Linked DNA regions of Homo sapiens: region 1 is linked to region 2. A link is a loop called in an ENCODE intact Hi-C map of the cell type or tissue named here. Cell type or tissue: PC-3. All regions are shown on one strand.

Region 1 (8,000 bases), 51 kb after region 2:
GAGGGTGGGCATAGGGTTTATTAGGTTCTGAAAAATGTAATAATTGTGGGTGGCAGCCCTCCTTTTGGGAGGTTATGGCCATTTAACCCCTTCTGCATGTAGATAATACTGTCTGCTGTTATTATAGATCCTATCAGGCACGTGACCCAGATATATTTTCTTCAGTGCTGTGAAGCTGGTTGTCTCCCACAGTTTCCTTGCCTGTCTTGTTTCTATGGTAACCCTGCACTCACTGTCCTTGCAGAGAAACCCTAAAGCAGGCAGCAGCTCAGAAGTCCCAGCAGCTTTCAGCGTTGCAAGAAGAGAACGTTAAACTTGCTGAGGAGCTGGGGAGAAGCAGGGACGAAGTCACAAGTCATCAAAAGGTCAGTGTCCTTTGGCGAGGGGTTCCAGCTGTGCCATGCTGGGTGCTGCTGCTGTTGGCAGCACGCTCAGAGGCCACTCGGAGGTCTGCTCAGTGTGGTGGGGTCATTCCAAATGGAATTCCAAGTTACCTGTGCTATGTGTCTCCTTGTTTTCAAACGTGCTGCTGTAGGATTTAGGGTAGGAGAGATTTGACAGGTCCTTTAAAAAACACACAGAACACTGGAACTTGCAAGCAAGTAGAAAATACTATCTTTATTAGACAATCTTGTAGCTCAACATTTAAATGGAAGGGGACAGTATCTTCACCCTACTACTACTTGGATTACAAAATTATTTTTCTCTTAAGATTTTTTTCACTTTCATCAAAATTGATTTTGAAGAAACAGATTCCAAGAATATAGATTTGGTGTAAGTGTTGGCAGCTGATTTTAAATAGAACTCTGCTTTTGTTTAAATTAAAAAACATGCTTAAGCCTTTTCTAATGAAACTGTGCATACATGTACACTTGTGTGCATTGGTAAATATAGAATATATGTTACAACTGGCATGAACTATAAGCAAACCACAACCTATTTACTTCTATATTTAAATTACAAAGGTTTCTTATAGAAGTTGATTAAACATGGCAACAAAACTGATTTTAAAGGAAGCTATATCTGCCTTTTATTCTTCTCTAACAGTTGAATCAAAGTGCTGAATTGTGAGTCACATCTGACTTCAGAGCAGCAGCTTAAAATTACATTTTTAAGAGACTTTTGCTGTGTAGTCATTCATTCTTGTTTTGTACTCCAAGGGGAAAAAATTTTTTTTCCCGTTGTGTGTTGCAAACATTAATTCTTACTTGGGATGGATTAGTTTGGGGTAGTTGTACTGAGTACCCATTGACATGGTGCAATTTGTGGTGAAAGCACTTTTTGGAGAGTTAACTTTAGACTTTAAAATCTTCATTGTTGCTTTTGTGGAAGAAATGCCACATCTCTTCAGACTCCAAGATGATGATGATGCTGTTGGTGATAGTAGCTAACATTTATGGGCTCTTGCTATGTGACAGGCACAAATAAGTGCTAGCTGTCATCGCAGTCCTTGCCATAATTCTAAGCAATAGCACTATTATTATCCCCATTTGTAAAAGGGGAAACGGAAGCACAAAGATGATAGTAATTTGTTCAGCATCATTTGGCGACTAGTGTCAAGAGATGTCATCTTCTGATGGGGGCCAAGGAGAGTATCAGTGTGTTGACTTAACTAGGGTCACTGCACTCTCCTTTGATGAGTTTGTGAGAAACTGGAGGTCATGAAGAATGGAAGCCCATTGACCAGCAGGGGTTCTTTTTTCCTGGCACAAGCTAAAACACCTACAGCATTTGGCATCTCCAGCATCAGTGTGTCCACAGGGACTTGGAAGAGAAGGACTTTGGCTAAGTGCTGAGTCTATTGCCATCTCCTGTCATTTCATTGAACATCTCTGGTAGAGAGAGTGGGTTCCATAAATAGGAGGAACTTACAGAGATCATCCTCTTGACTTATGCTGTGACCTTAACTGGACTGATGATTACAGTTCTTGTCTCTGTCACTCAGAACCAGAAGGGATTCAGGAGACATCATGCTTCCTTGTTTAGAATTTCCCACAGTTTCTTTGCCTGACTTGGGCTCCTCTCCATCCTAGCAGCTCTGTTCTCTTTTGCAGTAGAGATTTCAATTAGCTTCCTACTGAAAAGGTTTTGTGATTAAAAAATGTAAAAATCAGGCACTTTGCAGAGTGTTAGAAAGTAATGCCTACAGGAATGGCTAAGAAGTGACTTACTTTTAAAGAATGGGTGGATTCTTAAGCCACTGGTAGTTTTCTGTATGTAACTCAGAAGGAGAAATAATGTGTATGTGAATTAAAATGTGATAGGCTTTCATGATGGAGATTGTGAAAAACATTGATTACCAAGAAAGATTATAGACCATTCTTTCCATGGTATATATATTTCAAAAGAGTGGAGTGAGCCACCCGTTTAAAGTAACTTAGAAGCCACCTTAGTTTAATGAAGACCGATTAATTCATCGGGCTCTGTTACTCTTTTATTGTATCATCTCCAAGAATTCTATAAAATTTCACTTAGTTGCTTTCTCCAGTTAAGTCAGACTATTGATCAGCTGTGTTAGAAATGTATTACAGAGCTACAGTATTTGGCAGAAATGCTATTTAAAAAAAATAATTTTAGTTGTAGTACTACAGAAAAATTTGCTTTTTCATTCTAAAATCGAGACAGTGGAGACTAGATTGACTTGGGAAAGGTAAGTACTGACCCACGACCTAGGTTCTCTCCTGATTCCTTTATTTAGAAGCACCATAATTTGTTGAACTGAGCTGATTGCTTTACCATTATTTCATGGAATCATCACAACCTACCTCAGAGATAGTAGGATTATTTTTAGACAGGAAACAGGCTCAAAAGTGAACTAATGGCTGGGCACAGTGACTCACACCTGTAATCTCAGCATTTTGGGAGGCCGAGGCGGGTGGATCATGAGGTCAGGAGTTCGAGACCGGCCTGGCCAAGATGGTGAAACCCCATCTCTACTAAAAATACAAAAATTAACCAGGCATGGTGGCGGGCGCCTGTAATCCCAGCTACTCGGGATACTGAGGGAGAGAATTGCTTGAATCTGGGAGGTGGAGGTTACAGTGAGCCGAGATCGTGCCACTGCACTCCAGCCTGGGCGACAGAGTGAGACTCTGTCTCAAAAAAAAAAAAAAAAAAAAAAAAAAAAAGTGAACTTACCAAGGATACACAGATAGGCAGTGGAGGAGCTGAGATTTGAAATTGTGTTTGAAAGCCTGTTTGTCCAGCTGCTGTTCTATTCTGAGAATAAAACTTTTTTCTGCTTACTTCATGATTATTGTTCAAGATTTTAAAAAGCTGTGAGCTAGAAATGGGGTAGGTGCGGTCAAACATTGCTCTAAAAATGGCTTCTGAACCCTACTGGTACTTTTTTTTTCTGCCTCAAATATTTATTTTGCTTAGAAAACCCAGTGCATCCCAGAATCTTGCCATTCACAGGTCTGCTTTTGCATCTTTTCTTGTCTCCTTTCTCACTTGGTGATCATGTCCTCATTGTTAAAGGCCCATGTTAAAGGTCATGGCCTCTGATCTTGAGCAGAGCAAGCTGCTGCCCCTTTGTGGTCAGGTGCGGGCTCTGCAGTGCCCTGACCTTAGAACCCAGCATTTTGGTCAGGATCGTGTGCTTCTGCTTCTCCCACAGACAGTGAGAAAGTAGGAATCATAGAGCACGACGTGTAGGTTTGAATGAATGCATGGGTGTTTGGTGAGTATCTTGTTTTTAGCCAGGGCCCCAGTTTCTGTTTTACAGAAGAAGACAGAGGACTTTGTGACTGCTCTTTCCATTTTTTAGATGATTCACTTTACTTCCAGCTTCATAGCTGAATTAGTCGGGGTTCTCTAGAGGGACAGAACTAGTAGGATAGATAGATATCAAGGGGAGTTTATTAAGGACTGTTAACTCACACAATCACAAGGTCCCACACGAGGCCATCTGCAAGCTGAGGACCAAGGAAGCCAGTTCGAGTCCCAAAGCTGAAGAACTTGAAGTCCAATGTTCTAGGGCAGGAAGCTTCCAGCATGGGAGAAAAATGTAGGCTGGGAGGCTAAACCAGTCTAGTCTTTTCACGTTCTTCTGCTTGCTTTTTTTTTTTTTTTAGATGGAGTCTCACTCTGTAGTCCAAGCTGGAGTGCAGTGGCTCGATCACTTGGCCTCCTGGGCTTAAGTGATTCTCATGCCTCAGCCTTCCTAGCAGCTGGGACTACAGGCGCGTGCCACCAGGCCTGGCTAATTTATTGTATTTTAGTAGAGACTGGGTTTCATCATGTTGCCCAGGGTAATCTCGAACTCCTGAGCTTAGGCAATCCGTCCACCTCAGCCTCCCAAAGTGCTGGGATTACAGGCATGAGCCACTGCGCTCAGCCATCTGACTGCTTTTTATTCTGGTCAAGCTGGCAGCTGATTACGTTGTGCCCACCTAGATGAAAGGTGGGCAGCCTTTCTCAGCCCACTGACTCAGATGTGAAATTTCCTTTAGCAACACCCTCACAGACATACCCAGGATCAGTACTTTGCATCCTCAATCCAATCGAGTTGACACTCAGTATTAACCATCGCAGTAGCTTTTGTTGCAGAGTTGTGGTGGCCGAAAACCTGATCACCAACTTAGTGGGGCATTTGCTCTTTGTGTGGCTGGTAGAAGCATACAGTGTAAATTCAGGCAAGGTCATATAGTTTAAGATTAATGGAAACTATACAGAGCATTCGTTTCTTTTTTAAGAGACAGAGTCTCACTTTGTAGCCTGGGCTGGAGAGCAGTGGCACTATCATAGCTCACTGCAGCCTCAACCTCCTGGGCTCAAGGGATCCTTCAGCCTCAGGCTCCCCAGTAGCTGGGACTATAGGTATAGTCTACCCCTATTTTCTTTTCATAGGGAATTCTAAAAATAATGTTGATTCTTCTATAGAAATAGTCACCTTAGGTAGTCACTTTTGATATGTCTGATTTATCATTTCCAAACCTCACATGTGTTCCACCTTGTAAAGATAGCAAATACAGTGAGCTATCACTATGGGAACAGAGCTGATTCTCCCCCTGGCTATTTGTAGAATGAGGTTACAGTTTGCTTATGGAAACCGGACAGGGATTAAATGACTCAATAACTGTATTTCATGAACAGTTTTTCCTGACAGAGGTTATAGCAGATGTATTATACAAAAAAATTGGGGTTAGCATCTAAATTGATCATGAATAGTCACCTGCCATTTAAATGAGCCTGAATTCCCAGACATGAATGCTTAGAAAGGGAAAGCTATTTTTAGCTTATTGTGTATTAGTTTGGAAAAATGGTGGTTATCAGCCATCATAATTTTAATCTGGGCTCAGGGGACTTCTGGGCAACTAGGGCTGATTGAAGCTGGATCACAGACTCTGTCTCCCTTCAGTACCCAATGCTATGAACACAGTTTTTCTGTATTAAAAAATGTGTCCAGCAGAAGCCAACAAAGCCAGTCAACTTCATGCTATAAACTTTTAAATTGGCACCCAAGGCTGGACGTGGAGGCTCACGCCTGTAATCCCAGCCCTTTAGGAGGCTGAGGCAGACAGATCACCTGAGGTCAGGAGTTCGAGACTAGCTGAGAAACATGGTGAAACCCCATCTCTAATAACAAATACAAAAATTAGCCGGGCATGGTGGTGCATGCCTGTAATTCTGGCTACTCGGGAGACTGAGGCAGGAGAATCACTTGAACCCGGGAGGCAGAGGTTGCAGTTAGTCGAGATCGTACCACTGGACTCCAGCCTGGGCGACAGAGCAAGACTCCGTCTCAAAAAATAAAAAGTAAATTGGCAACCAAGAAAGGAAACAAAATTGTGGTTTGACTCTGACACTTTGTCCCCAGTGGTAAGTGGAAAGGACGGTGAACAGCAAAATCCTGAGAATTTGTACTTGAATTCTCTCCATCCCTGTGCCCAGTCTAGTTTGGAAAAAATTAGACTGAAGAAGTGAGTAGACAGCCTGGGAAAAGTAAAGGAAAAATTTCTGAGGCTCAATGCCCCTTTGCACCACCGCAGGATTTTACCAACGGTGGGAAAAACTGCCAGTGGTCATTTTCTGTAGCTAGTCCAGCCAACAAACTGCAGCTGACAGGCACAGGGCACTGTGGGTATTTTTCTCAAGTGATAATAAGTCCGCAGTAGGCAGTCCGGGCGGGTACCCCCTCAGGAACGTCTGCACGGAGCTGGCCCTTCCTTCCTGCTTGCTGCTCTGCTAGGCGTGTAGTTCTTGTCCGTCTGATCCCCGGTTGGCTATTGTACCTCAAGCATCGCAGAGCTTTCTGGATGGAATCAGGGGGAGGACAAGGCAGGGAAATGCAAAGGGCTTCTCACATGGCTCTGTCTTCTAATTTGGGGAAGAAAGTTCACATTTCTATGATCGTATCACATAACCACCTCCAATCACAGGAGAGGCTGTGTTCCAGTCTCTAGGAAGGGAAGGTAGCAGAAGCAGTAGGAGCACTGTGGAAAGAGCTGACTGGGGATGCGTGCCCCAAGGCTGAGGATGTTCTCCTGTGGGAATGAGATTACCTGTGTTCAGGTAGAGTGAGTGATGTGCATAGAACACTGAAGAAAAATCTCAGGAAAGAGATCACCAACGGAGTCTATGTGTAGCCTCAACTATCCCAACCTTGACTCTATCCAGAAACCTCTGGCTACAGAAATGTGTCAATTACAGTGCTTAACTTTTAGCTGTAACGTGGGGTTAAAGATAAAGGCCTCAGATAAGGTAGGAAGGGTGTTGGGGGAAACTCACGGTATATGTGAGCCAAGGGAAGGTCTAGGTAGAGCCATCGAGAATAAGATGAAGTGTACACATTCTGCACCCTAAGAGGGAAAAGAGAAAGAACGGAACATCAAGAGCCAGAGAGAGACAGGAATTCAGGCCAAGAGAAGCTGTTACCCAGGGAAAATAGTGCTTTGTGTTATGTAAAACTCAAGTTATTTGAATAAAACAAAACAACTGTTCAAAGAGAAGATGATAAAATGACACAAGTTTAACAGGGAGATTGAAGAATTAAGGAAACAAATTGAAGACCAAACCACACCAGATCAAGACTACTAAATAAATCATAAACAGGAAGCAGCCTTATAAGCATTTCTTAAAATATAAAGGAAAGGGCCAGATGCAGTGGCTCATGCCTGTAATCCCAGCAATTTGGGAGGCCAAGCCAGGAGACTGTTTGAGCTTAGGAGTTCAAGACCAGCCTGGGCAACATAGCAAGACCCTGTCTCAAAAATGTATCTATATTTAGGCTGGGCACGGTGGCTCAAGCCTGTAATTCTAGGACTGTGTGAGGCCGAGGTGGGCAGATCACTTGAGGTCAGGAGTTTGAAACCAGCCTGGCTAACATGGCGAAACCCTGTCTCTACTAAAAATACAAAAATTAGCCAGGCGTGGTGGTGCCTGCCTGTAATCCCAGTTACTTGGATACTGACATGGGAGAATAGCTTGAACCCAGGAGGTGGAGGTTGCAGTGAGCCGAGACCACACCACTGCATACCAGCCTGGGGGACAGAGCAAGATTCTGTCTCAAATATATGTGTGTGTGCGTGTGTGTAAGTATTAGGAGATACGATAAGGAAATTTCCCCAAGTAAAGGAAGAACTGAATCCGCAAAAAGAAAAGAGAGTGGGTTGTATGGAAACCCAGTAGGGGGACCCATTGGGAAAAATTGGTCCAAAATAATAGACACCCCAAAAAAAATACCCTGGTGATTACTGAAATTCAACAATACAGAAATAATTCTATGGTGGGCATGGTGGTTCATGCCTGTAATCCCAGCACTGGGAGGCCGAGGCAGGCAAATCACCTGAGGTCAGGAGTTCAAGACCAGCCTCACCAACATGGAGAAACTCCATCTCTACTAAAAAAGAAAAAAAATAGCCAGGCATGGTGGCGCATGCCTGTAATCCCTGCTACTTGGGAGGCTGAGGCAGGAGAATCGCCTGAACCCAGGAGGCAGAGGTTGCGGTGAGCTGAGATAGCGCCATTACACTTCAGCCTGGGCAACAAGAGTGAAA
Region 2 (8,000 bases):
CTGAATGTTGCTCACAGCTTTTGCTGTGAAAGTCTTTGCAAGTAAGTTTTGAAAAATGTAACTCCAGCAAGAATGCGTTTTTTGAAATCAGAAAGTGCTTTTAATAGTCCCTTTCAGATTCTTAAAAGCTTAAAAATGCATGTGTTCTTGGTGAATCTGTATAACTACTGCCTAGTCTAACACAGGGGTCAAATTATTTTCTATGAAATTATTTTAGGACAAAATGATAGGAACATTGGAGAGATCCTTTTCTTCAAGTCCATAGATCTGTCTCTCCCTCTCTCTCTTTTTTTTATTTTTTCTTTTGAGTCAGGGTCTCACTTTGTCACCCAGCCTCAACGTCCCAGGCTCAAGCAGTCCTGCTGCCTCAGCCTCCCCAGTAGTTGGGACTACTGGTGCACACCACCACGCCTGGTTAATTTAATTTTTTTTTTTTTTTTTTTTTTGTAGAGAGAGGGACCCACTGTGTTGCCCAGGCTGGTCTCGAATTCTTAGGCTCAAGCGATCCTCTTGCCCTGGACTTCCAAAGTGTTGGGATTTACAGGCGTGAGCCACTGCTCCCAGCCTCTCTTTCTCTTTGACTTCAAATAATTTTAGGAAGTGAAGTGTTTTGAGAAAAGGTGTGTTAATAGGATTTTAATGTTAATACAACCTGACCTACTGGAAGCAGTTAGTGTGTGAAGTGTCCCTGACTTGAGCCAGAGGACACTAAAGGGAACTCTTGGAGCTGGAAGAGGATACTAGGAAAGCCTGTTTTGATTACTCTCTTCTTTCCTCTTCTTCTCCTGGTCCCTTTCCCTCTCTCCCTCTTTTTCCTGTTTAGAGCAGTAAAAATAGAATCACTAGCATTAAAATAGGCAACACCTCATTCTGTTTATTAAGGTGTTATTTTATTAGGGTCAAAGCCCTGCCCATAAGTTTATTACCTAGAAGTGGGGCAAATACTGTTTAAGTTAGAAATGGCGGCATCAGACTTTCCTCAGACTGAGTTCAGGTCTCCGCTGGGTGGTGGGGAACCGCAGACCAGGAGCTAGGATGTTGCGTTGTGCTGCGGGGAGGAGGTGGTTAGCCCAGGATCTCACGGTGCCTGCTCTTCCATTGTCGTCGGGCAGAGAAGGGACAGGTGCTGAAATCTTCACGTGGGGCTGTGCTCCTCTGCCAGCCATCTAGGCTTCCTTCCTCTATGTTCAGGTAGAATAAGTACTGCTCAGAGCATTTCCATTTGCGCATAAAGAGGAAGCCTGCATCTTCAACAGAAAAATTACTTTTATGAGAAAAGCATGACAAGAACAATGAAATGGAGAAGAGCCCCAAACCCCTGTGTTCAGACAGAGCTTTGTTTAATGTGGGTCAGAAACTCTGATAGGGACAGCTTGCCTCCTTTGCTGTTCTAGGAACAATTCCATGGGAGGGTCTATTCTGGATTAGGAATTCTTTCTTGAGTAATTTTTATTACCTTTTAATTGTGTCCATTTCTTTGGGAAATAGCAAGCTCTCCCTGCTCCCGCCAATCTCTCCTCTTACTTTTTGGACCAGTTCTTGTACCTCTTAGCTCACCTCATTCAGTGAAAATTGACAAAAGAGACGTGAGTTTCTGTACCTGTGAGACAGCTTATTTTTGTGTCTTTATGGTTTCTAAGCCAAAAATCACCATAAAATAGTATGACAAAGATAGAGAAATTGAAAGTGTCATTTCAGTTACTTTGCTCAGAAATGTATTTCTGTTTTAGAAAAACAAAAATTGAAAAAAATTTAATTCATTCTTTATTTGTTTTTATTTTTATTTTTTATTTTTTTGAGATGGAGTCTTGCTGTTGCCCAGGTTAGAGTGCAGTGGCACGATCTCAGCGCACTGCAACCTCTTGTCTCCCGGGTTCAAGCGATTTTCCTGCCTCAGCCTCCCAAGTAGCTGGGATTATAGGCACACGCCACCATGCCCGGCTAATTTTTGTATTTTTAGTAGAGACGAGGTTTCACCATGTTGGCCAGGCCAGTCTCGAACACCTGACCTCAGGTGATCTGCCCGCCTCTGCTTCCCAAAGTGCTGGGATTACAGGCATGAGGCGTGAGCCACCACACCTGGCCAATTCATTCTTTTTTTTTTTTTTTTTTAAAGTCAACTATTTATTGAGGAAATACCATGTGCCAGACAATGTAATAAGCATTTTACAAAGTTATCTCATTTTATCTTACATTTTATCAAACAATCCTATGAAATATATACCCAATTTACAGATGAGAAAACTGAGGCTCAACTGAAGTCAGGTAGCTCACTGAAGGTAAAATAGCTAAGAAGTGATGGAGCTAAGACTTGTATACAGAAACTGGACCTTAAGTCATTATGCCATACTGCCCCCTTCCATATCTAACTCAATATTTCAACAAGTGGTTTTTTTTTTCTTTTTTCTTTTTTTTTTTTTAATTGTTCATTCTTGGGTGTTTCTCGCAGAGGGGGATTTGGCAGGGTCATAGGACAATAGTGGAGGGAAGGTCAGCAGATAAACAAGTAAACAAAGGTCTCTGGTTTTCCTAGGCAGAGGACCCTGCGGCCTTCCGCAGTGTTTGTGTCCCTGGGTACTTGAGATTAGGGAGTGGTGATGACTCTTAACGAGCATGCTGCCTTCAAGCATCTGTTTAACAAAGCACATCTTGCACCGCCCTTAATCCATTTAACCCTGAGTGGACACAGCACATGTTTCAGAGAGCACAGGGTTGGGGGTAAGGTCACAGATCAACAGGATCCCAAGGCAGAAGAATTTTTCTTAGTACAGAGCAAAATGAAAAGTCTCCCATGTCTACCTCTTTCTACACAGACATGGCAACCATTCGATTTCTCAATCTTTTCCCCACCTTTCCCCCCTTTCTATTCCACAAAACCGCCATTGTCATCATGGCCCGTTCTCAATGAGCTGTTGGGTACACCTCCCAGACGGGGTGGTGGCCGGGCAGAGGGGCTCCTCACTTCCCAGTAGGGGCGGCCGAGCAGAGGCGCCCCTCACCTCCCAGGCGGGGCGGCTGGCCGGGCGGGGGGCTGACCCCCCCCACCTCCCTCCCGGATGGGGCGGCTAGCCGGGCAGAGGGGCTCCTCACTTCCCAGTAGGGGCGGCCGGGCAGAGGCGCCCCTCACCTCCCGGACGGGGCGGCTGGCTGGGCAGGGGACTGACCCCCCCATCTCCCTCCCGGACGGGGCGGCTGGCCGGGCAGAGGGGCTCCTCACTTCCCAGTAGGGGTGGCCGGGCAGAGGCGCCCCTCACCTTCCGGACGGGGCGGCTGGCCGGGCGGGGGGGGCTGACCCCCCCCACCTCCCTCCCGGACGGGGCGGCTGGCCGGGTGGCGGGCTGACCCCCCCCACCTCCCTCCTGGATGGGGTGGCTGCCGGGCGGAGACGCTCCTCACTTCCCAGACGGGGTGGCTGCCGGGCGGAGGGGCTCTTCACTTCTCAGACAGGGCGGCTGCCGGGCGGAGGGGCTCCTCACTTCTCAGACGGGGCGGTTGCCAGGCGGAGGGTCTCCTCTCTTCTCAGACGGGGCGGCCGGGCAGAGACGCTCCTCACCTCCCAGACAGGGTCGCGGCCAGGTAGAGGCGCTCCTCACATCCCAGATGGGGCAGCGGGGCAGAGGCGCTCCCCACATCTCAGACGATGGGCGGCCGGGCAGAGACGCTCCTCACTTCCTAGATGGGACGGCGGCCGGGAAGAGGCGCTCCTCACTTCTAGATGAGATGGCGGCCGGGCAGAGACGCTCCTCACTTTCCAGACTGGGCAGCCAGGCAGAGGGGCTCCTCACTTCCCAGACGGGGTGGCGGCTGGGCAGAGGCTGCAGTCTCGGCACTTTGGGAGGCCAAGGCAGGCGGCTGGGAGGTGGAGGTTGTAGCGAGCCGAGATCACGCTACTGCACTCCAGCCTGGGTACCATTGAGCACTGAGTGAACCAGACTCCGTCTGCAATCTCGGCACCTCGGGAGGCCGAGGCTGGCGGATCACTCGCAGTTAGGAGCTGGAGACCAGCCCGGCCAACACAGCGAAACCCCGTCTCCACCAAAAAAATACGAAAACCAGTCAGGCGTGGCGGCGCGCGCCTGCAATCGCAGGCACTCGGCAGGCTGAGGCAGGAGAATCAGGCAGGGAGGCTGCAGTGAGCCGAGATGGCAGCAGTACAGTCCAGCTTCGGCTCGGCATCAGAGGGAGACCATGGAAAGAGAGGGAGAGGGAGACCGTGGGGAGAGGGAGAGGGAGAGAGGGAGAGGGAGAGAGGGAGAGGGACCCAATTCATTCTTTAATAACCAGAATGACTTCATGTTACTGTGTGCGCTGCTGTTGGGCTCTACACATCTAGTCAAGCCTTGGAATCTGATTTCTCATCACCAACCTCATTTCCTGTGCATGTTGATTTTTGCATCATACTTTCATTTTCGTCATGGGAATAGCCAAAACCCAGCTTTGAAAGTACATGATGTTATTGAAAGGACTGTAGGACAATCTAATGAGACTGAATTGCCTCAAACTAGTAGTTTGCACAGAGTCCAGCAGATGTCGCTGTGTTTCTCTTGAAATTTTAAAACATCCTACAGTGCACTGGTGAGTTTGCTCAGCACCCTGGGGCATCTCTGCACATGGTTTGGGAACCACACATTTAATGTATTCAGGAAGAAATATTAGCAAGAGAAGGTATAATTTAGCTATATAATGAAATTGGAAGGTCAAGGTCAAATGGTTAAAAAAGACAACAGGAGTTTCTTCCTGGTATGTTTAAGTAATTTCAAGAACAAAAGGTTGATTCTTTTGTAGTTCTCAAGTTGCCGAGTTATTAATTGAGGAAAGATCCTCGCTGTAAGTCTGCATCCTGTGCATCTTGCAGTAAGGGCCTAGGGAAACCGATGAAGAGAAGAGCTTTCAGGCGACAGCTGCAGCAGCTCTGACTGCAGAAGATGAAGTCAAGGCTGACTTGATCTGGAGCCAGCAGTGGCTGAGCAGATGGCCTTTGGCGCGGTGGCTCACACCTGTAACCTTAGCACTTTAGAGTTCGAGAACAGCCTGGCGAACATGGCAAAACCCCGTCTCTACTAAAAATATAAAAATTAGCTGGGCGGTAGTGGTGCACGCCTGTGATCCCAGCTACTTGGGAGGCTGAAGCAGGAGAATCACTTGAATCCAGGAGGTGGAGGTTGCAGTCAGCTGAGATCGCACCACTGCACTCCAGCTAATTTTTGTATTTTTAGTAGAGATGGGGTCTCATCATCTTGGCCAGGTCTCAAACTCCTGGCCTCAAGTGATCCACCCGCCTTGGCCTCCTGAAGTGCTAGGATTACAGGCATGAGCCACCGCACCTGGCTGATCTCTTTACGTTGATGTATTCTTTGTGAGATTTATAGACAGAAGGCACACACTGTCTTGTGTTTTTGAGGAAGCCTTTCCTAATCCTGGCCAGCCTGCCAGCTGGAGCAGCGCCCTTGCTTTGCCGAGCAGATGCCCGCCATGCATGCATCGCGCCTCCCTCGCTTTTCTGACAGCATCATCGCCCTTCATTTCTCTAACTTTCCTTTACAGTTGACTGAAACCTCCTCCCGTTACGCCAGGAAGATCTCCGGTACCACTGCCCTCCAGGAGGCCCTGAAGGAGAAGCAGCAGCACATTGAGCAGCTGCTGGCGGAACGGGATCTGGAGAGGGCGGAGGTGGCCAAGGCCACGAGCCACGTGGGGGAGATAGAGCAGGAGCTAGCTCTGGCCCGGGACGGACATGACCAGGTGAAGTCTGGACCTTGTTGCGGAGATGGTGATGGTTTCTAAAGCCACTGAGGAGCCGAGAAGCATGCCCGGTGCTTGGCACCGAGGAGCTAGACTTGAGAGCACAAGAAATGGGTGTACATTTCTTTGCTGTGCTTGTTTGAAAGCTACAGTCTGGGGTGCCAGTTTCCATGATCACAGAGATGAAGTTTTGTTCTTGATTCGACCTTAGTGTTTGGTCTTTGTGTCCGGGTCTTTTGGCCTGTCTGTGTTAGGCCAGCTTGGTTACTAGGGCCTTACCAATGATTGATTATAGCTGCTGTTTGTGGATTACTCTTAATATGTGTTTCAGCTTCAAAAAAGATGAGAGGTGTTTTAACATTGTTCTTTATCACTTTCATCATCTATCTTCCAGGAAAGCTGTTGAGAATAACCTATTAAAATAGAGAAAGCTTTTTAACATAAGGTTTTAGAGTAACGCCCACCCACCATGGTGACCCACAGCTCTTTGGAGAAGTATCACTGGGTCTGTATCTGGGTCAGAAATAGTCCATTTACCGACATTCTTGCCTTCCCCAGCATGTCCTGGAATTGGAAGCCAAAATGGACCAGCTGCGAACAATGGTGGAAGCTGCTGACAGGGAGAAGGTGGAGCTTCTCAACCAGCTTGAAGAGGAGAAAAGGTGACCCCAGACTGTTTCCTGGTGCAAGTGTGGCCTTTCCCCCTTTTTTTTTGTTTTTGAGACAGAGTCTAGCTCTGTTGCCCAGGCTGCAGTGCAGTGGTGCAATCTCAGCTCACTACAACCTCTGCCTCCCAGGTTCAAGCAATTCTCCTGCCTCAGCCTCCCAAGTAGCTGGGACCACAGGAATGTGCCACCACGCCTGGCTAATTTTTTGTATTTTAGTAGAGATGGAGTTTCACCATGTTGCCTAGGCTGGTCTCGAACTCCTGAGCTCAGGAGATCCATCTGCCTCAGCCTCCCAAAGTGCTGGGATTACAGGTGTGAGCCACCGCGCCCAGCAGCCTTTTCATTTTCAATGACCTCAGAAGAAAATTTCCTATTAATAATCATGTTGGTATCAACCCTTAGAACCAAAGGAATGACTATGTGTCCAGCAGAAGGTGAACTCTGCCATACTGTGTGAAGAGCGTCTGCTTTGATTTGACTTTTTTCAATAAGTTTGGAATCATTTAGACATGGCCTGATTGGGCGCAGTGACTCACGCCTGTAATCCCAGCACTTTGGGAGGCTGAGGCGGGTGGATCACTTGAGGTCAGAAGTTCGAGACCAACGTGACCAACATGGTGAAACCCCGTCTCTACTAAAAATACAAAAATTAGCCAGGCCTGTTGGCGGGCGCCTGTAATCCCAGCTACTTGGGAGGCTGAGGCAGGAGAATTGCTTGAACCCGGGTGGCAGAGGTGGCAGTGAGCCGAGATCGCGCCACTGCACTCCAGTCTGGGTGACAGAGCAAGACTCCGTCTCAAAAAAAAAAAAGAAAACATTATTTATTATCTTTTGAGACAGGGTCTCACTCTGTCACTCAGGCTGGAGTGCACTGGTGTGATCATGGCTCACTGCAGCTGTGACATCCCTGGCTCAAGTGATCCTCCTACCCCAGCTTCCCAAGTAGCTAGGACACAGGCACATGCCAACATGCCTGGCTAATTTTTGTAGAGATGGGGTTTTGCCATATTGACCAGGCTGGTCTCAAACTGAACTCAAGCAGTCTGTCCACCTTAGCTTCACAAAATGCTAGGATTACAGGTGGCTTATTTTATTTTTTCTTTTTGAGACAAGGTCTCACTCAGTTGTGCAGCCTGGAGTGCAGTCATACGATCATAACTCACTGCAGCCTTGACTACCTGGGCTCAAGCAATCCTCCCACCTCAGCTGCCCAAGTAGTTGACACGGGTGCACGCTGCCACACCTGGCTAATTTCTTAATTTTTTGGTGGAGATGAGGTCTCGTCATGTTGCTCAGGCCGCTCTTAAACTCCTGGCTTTAAGCCATTCTCCCACCTTGCCCTCCCAAAGTGCAAAGATGCATTTTTAAACTTGCTATGTCTCTAAGGCATTTCTGGTGGCTGTCTGCTTGAATTCACCAGGGTAGTGATGATAGATTTTTTTTTTTTTTTTTAAATATAAGGACTGGGTCTCACTATGTTGCCCCAGCTGGTCTCAAACTCCTGGCCTCAAGCGATCCTCCTGCCTCCACCTCCCAAATTGCTGGGATTATAGGAGTGGCCTACCATGCCCAACGTGTTTTTTTGTTTGT

Evidence for each region. Peaks named below come from ENCODE experiments on the same cell type or tissue, not always from the same donor. Only the 100,000 strongest peaks of a DNase experiment are listed, where the experiment ranks them.
Region 1: a loop joins it to region 2, with 2.0 times the contacts of the local background. A loop is called at or near these places in 6 of 110 quality-filtered maps.

The regions. Positions count from the first base shown.
Region 1 is chr12:122,302,127-122,310,126 of GRCh38, reverse strand. It overlaps CLIP1 (CAP-Gly domain containing linker protein 1), which reads left to right. Exons shown (of 26, transcript NM_001247997.2): 20 at 245-365. Among named protein-coding and RNA genes, the nearest start is that of VPS33A, 40 kb to the right of the region's middle. In PC-3, a CTCF peak has its summit at 3,556 (motif pointing left); a DNase peak (open chromatin) is centred at 5,016; H3K27ac peaks cover 1,729 bases.
Region 2 is chr12:122,352,857-122,360,856 of GRCh38, reverse strand. CLIP1 (CAP-Gly domain containing linker protein 1) reads left to right here. Exons shown (of 26, transcript NM_001247997.2): 6 at 5,545-5,742; 7 at 6,301-6,404. Among named protein-coding and RNA genes, the nearest start is that of CLIP1-AS1, 39 kb to the left of the region's middle. In PC-3, a CTCF peak has its summit at 4,529 (motif pointing right); a DNase peak (open chromatin) is centred at 4,516.